2 separate regions of the Homo sapiens genome follow, and region 1 is linked to region 2. A link is an interaction called in ENCODE POLR2A ChIA-PET data of the cell type or tissue named here. Cell type or tissue: PC-3. All regions are shown on one strand.

Region 1 (2,500 bases), 130 kb before region 2:
TAATCTCATGGTATTCGTTAAGAAAAAGAATAGAAAATTTAAAATACAAAAGTAGGTACAAATATAAATATTTAAAATGAGAAAAGAAATTACATCACTCTACAAAATTGAAAAAGCTCATACCAAAAACATCACACACAAAAAATTGAAAAAACACTATTTGTTAAATTAACTGCCTGGCATATCGCTAAGCACTTTCTCACTACATTTTTTGGCTGTGTAGTCTTTCATGGCCTCTTTAACAACATTTTTGTCATTCTATGGAGAGAAAAGGAAAATAATTGAGTCATTCCTCTCTCTAATGGTGGATCAAAATTTGTTATCGCTGCTAGCTTAGAAAAGATCCAGTTGTCCAACTCCTTATTTTAGGATGACTGTCAAACTTAGGAAACTACCAAGCCTTTTGTTATGAGCCATAAGCGATCAAGAAACTTCACATTACCTTGTACTGTGACAAATATATCTCCCCATTTTTTTGATGCTGGACATCTATGACCAAAAGACTTCTGACACACTCAGGTCACTGTGCTTGTAATTCAGCACAGTGGGGACTAGGGGTATTCCTGGAAGGCTAGCAAAAACGTAAGTATACACACGAGCCACATAAACTCAAACTCAGTGTATTCCCTACTCCAAAATGCCTAAAAATGCTCACAGCCACTCCAATGCCTCCAGATAGGCAAAGTCACAGTGGAAAAAGACAGTGGTCTCTTTAAACCTGTTAAGAGTTAAAATCTTTAAATCTGTTAAGAACAGATTTGGTTTAAAATACCTTAGTTTTGCTACTTATATATATTTTTTAAACTGTGATCGTGTGAACACGTCGCTAAGACCTCTTGCATGTCCATAGAAGAGGCCTGGGTAAGTTTGAGGGCCCAGAAGAGGAAGCTCTCCTAAGCGTCGGGGTTATTTACCGTAAAGGTCCTTTAAAAGGCGGAGCCAAAGGGAGGTTGCCGAGAGGCTGGGGCTGAGCTGAATTTCTCGGGTGAAGGAGCACGGTGGAGGCAGGGGGGCGTCGCCAGTCCGGCTCACGGCGCGTGGCCGGCCCAGGGTAGCTTCCCAAAGATGAAACTGTGGCCTCTCTCAGCCGAACCCCACTCAGAGATCCCCGCTGACCCATCCCCGCCCTCCTGCGACCCCTGCTTGGTTCCCAGAAAGGACAGCGACCTCCAACCAGCCCTCGCCCTCCGCAGGTCTCCGTCTCAGGTTTCAAAAGGAGCGCGCCCCCTTAGGCCCGCCCCTCACTTCCGGCCTGTAAACGCGTAGGTCCCACCGATCTCGCGATAGCGCGTCTTCTCGCCGCTGGCGCTCACCCTGGGCATCCTCGCCTACGTGTTGGTTGAGGTTGGCTGAGGTCGGCTGCTCTGTTGGCGCTTGGGATCGGGGCTTTCCCCCAGGCCCATCACGTGGCAGCATCGACTGGACTCTTAAGGCCACCGGCTCCTTTAAGTCCACCCGTCCCTGAAGGTTCCTATCGAGAGGCTAGGCGTAGGGAACCGCCTTCAACCCTGTGCCCACGGTCGTGTTGTGCTGCGCACGAGTGATAAGGACTCAGACATCCTAATGATTGTTCCAGGCTCTCACTGGGTGCCGGACACCGGGCTCCACACACGTCTTCTCAATGAATACCCACAATAACCCTGAGAGAAAGGCGTGGTTTTTTACCCTCGTTATACAATTGGGGAAACTGAGGCTCAAAAGAGTGAAGGAACCTGCTGAGGGTCACAGAAAAGGATGCGGCCGAAACTCGAAGTCAGTCTGGCTGCAGCTCTAAGGCCTCGTTACTGTCGTAGAGCAGTTTGTCAAGAAGTCCTTCGGTTCCTAGATTTCTAGAGGACGCTGGAGTTCATTGTGAAGTGCCGGGGCTTTGGGTCCACACAGATACAGGTGCATAGGAAAATCCAGGAACCTTGTTTGTTCTGTGACTTTAAATGACTTGCTTAACCTTTCTGGGTCTCATTTTTCTTCAACTGATAGATGGGGTTAATAATAATACTTCATAGAATTATCGTGAGTGTTCAGTGCCTACTCCATAGTAAGCTCTCAATAAATGGAAACTGCTACTGTTAATAATCTTTTATCCTCTCACGTGTTGTACAGTGTTCAAAGTGCAGGAGGTGCTTAATAAACCAGAGTGAATGGTGAATGAATGGAGGAAGAAATGTAAAGTCTGGCCAGACACCATGTGGTCCTTGCCTCCAGCCCCCTAATCTTATTTATTTATTTTTGAGACAAAGTTTTCACTCTTATTGCCCAGGCTGGAGTGCAGTGGCGTGATCTCGGCTTACTGCAACCTCTGCCTGTCGGGTTCAGGCGATTCTCCTGCCCCAGCCTCCTGGGTAGATGGGATTACAGGCACATACCACCATACCCAGCTACATTTTTTGTATTTTTTTTACTAGAAATGGGGTTACACCATGTTGGCCAGGCTGGTCTCGAACTCCTGACCTCAGGTGATCCGCCCACCTCGGCCTCCCAAAAAGTGTTGGGATTACAGGCA
Region 2 (2,500 bases):
CTTGTCCATCAAACAAAAGTTTACTTAGAAGTAAAACCTCTATAAACAACAACAACAACAAAAAAAAAACCTAAGAACTTTCCTGGGTATAGCAGGATTTTGCAGAATTGCTAAGCCATTGTATGAGGCCCTAACAGGGCCAAAACATAAGCCATTCAAATGATCAAAAAGCAGAAGGCTTTATCTTCTAGCTAAACAAAGGGGTTTACACAGTAATAAACCACACCTGTTCTTTATATTAACAACTCAGGATTAATTAGACTGCCAGCTCAAAAGATTTACCAACACGCGGCCGGGCATGGTGGCTCAAGCCTGTAATCCCAGCACTTTGGGAGGCCGAGGAGGGCGGATCACGAGGTCGGGAGATCGAGACCATCCTGGCTAACACGGTGAAACCCTGTCTCTATTAAAAATACAAAAAATTAGCCGGGCGTGGTGGCGGGCGCCTGTGGTCCCAGCTACTCGGGAGGCTGAGGCAGGAGAATGGCGTGAACCTGGGAGGCGGAACTTGCAGTGAGCCGAGATCACGCCACTGCACTCCAGCCTGGGTGACAGAGCAAGACTCCGTCTCAAACAAACAAACAAAAAGATTTACCAACATGCTACCTGGCTACATAATTTCAATAAGCACACTGCTCAAACCATCTGGGACCTCATCAAAAAAATACCTACTAAGTGTGACACAGTTCCTACCTTTCCTGGAACCTTTAATAACTCTAATTTCTACTAATCTTTGGTCCTTGCTTGTTTAACCTCCTTATAAAGTTTGTGTCTTCTGGATTATGGCAGTTCCATGTCAAAATAATGGTCATACAAAAATTCCAACCAATCCCTGCCTCGGATTCAGACTCTCCTAATAACCCACCCTTGGGACCCTTAAAACAGGCAGCTAGGAATTTCCATGCCCTAACTAGACATGGCCAATGACCCTAATCAACAAAAAGTAAATATAAAACACTGACCTCCTCCCTCCCTCATCAACCCTTAAAAATAAAGAATAAAAATCTCTGCGGGCAGTCAAATTAGGCAGGAATAATACACGGTGGTTGCAGGGAAATAAACAATTCCAGGCAGCAGCTTCACACAACTAGCAAAAGGAAACTGTTAAAATAGCTGCAAGGGCCAAGAAGACCCCGAAAATCAAGATGTGGGCCAAGCTGGCTAAGACTGATGGGAACCAACACAGCACTGGATTTGACCTAGGTTTCACCTAGGACCTCATTATACACTCATTAACATATTAAATTACACACCCACCAGCGCTGTGACAGTTCTAGGAGCACCCATATTTGGTGCAAACATGAGTGGCACCAGCTGGGCACAGTGGCTCACACTTGTGATCCCAGCACTTTGGGAGGCCGAGGTGGGCGGATCACCAGGTCAGGAGTTCAAGACCAGCCTGGCCAACATGGTAAAACCCCATCTCTACTAAAAATACAAAAATTAGCTGGGCATGGTGGCACGTGCCTGTAATTCCAGCTACTCAGGAGGCTGAGGCAGGAGAATTGCTTGAACCGGGACTGGGAGGCAGAGGTTGTAGTCTGGGCTACAGAGAGAGACTCTGTCACAAAAAAAAAAAAAAAAAAAAAAAAAAAAAAAAAAAAAAAAAAAAAAAGGATGATACCATAGTTCCAAGAAATCTTTACCTTTTTCCAGAAATCTTCATGAATATTCACCCCTTGGTTAAAGAAACCCATAAAGATGGTAACTCTAAACCCTATGGTGCAACTGTCTCTTGGTGCAACTGCCTCTCTTGAGCCGGCCCACACTCCCCTTTCTTTAATGTGTACTTTTCACTGCAATAAATCTCCATATTTTCACTATTTTCTGACTCATCCTTGAATTCCTTCTTGCAGTGGTGTCAAGAACCTGGATACTGGCCAGGGTCAAGGTCTCACCAACATTTGGGGACCTCCCCTAGCCCACCAGTTTTACCTGGAGCTCCGAGTCTCAGTCCTCCCAAGGTGAACGGGCATCTTCCCTGGACACCAGGAGGAAATGGGAAAGAAGAAAGCCCCCATCTCCTGCCACTCCACCTCCTCAGGGTTCACAAGACCCACACACCAGACAGTGCACGTTCCTTTACCAAAAAGCTAGGACATTTTCAGAGGGGAATCACTACGAGGAGAAGCAAACGTTAAATTTCACCTCTCCCATGTTGCCCAAGGGCAGCAGCTGGGGGCCTTGACTTTCATGACCTCATGCTTGAGATGTTTCCCTGACAGGTGGAGTGCAGTGGCACGATCTCGGGTCACTACAACTTCTGCTTCCTGGTGTAGGATATAATAAATTCCTCTTCAAAGGTTTTAGCCTGTAAATTGTTAAGTACAATGAGTTCTGAGATCCTCTCCAAAGAATCAATGTATCAGTTATGTTCAGCTCTTCATTTTAAAGTTTTCGTCTCCTTGCCCCTAGTTCCAGTAAACAACCACCTCCTAGCCTCTATCACCTGCTCCGTCCTGAGTCACTCCTGGTCACCTACTCTGACCTGAGTCATCTT

What was found. ChIA-PET counts read pairs that join two places held together with the same protein. Peaks named below come from ENCODE experiments on the same cell type or tissue, not always from the same donor. Only the 100,000 strongest peaks of a DNase experiment are listed, where the experiment ranks them.
Region 1: POLR2A ChIA-PET joins it to region 2 with 5 read pairs; 2 of 35 experiments call an interaction of 5 or more read pairs at or near these places.

What each region holds. Positions count from the first base shown.
Region 1 is chr2:218,907,864-218,910,363 of GRCh38, reverse strand. The region is part of intron 3 of LINC01494 (long intergenic non-protein coding RNA 1494); the gene reads left to right. LOC124906119 (a long non-coding RNA gene) reads right to left here and starts at 1,204. Exons shown (of 2, transcript XR_007088090.1): 1 at 915-1,204. RefSeq lists an enhancer at 1,340-1,509. In PC-3, no CTCF peak of the experiment used is centred here; no DNase peak of the experiment used is centred here; H3K4me3 peaks cover 1,056 bases.
Region 2 is chr2:218,777,464-218,779,963 of GRCh38, reverse strand. No RefSeq gene overlaps it. Among named protein-coding and RNA genes, the nearest start is that of CYP27A1, 3.4 kb to the left of the region's middle. In PC-3, no CTCF peak of the experiment used is centred here; no DNase peak of the experiment used is centred here.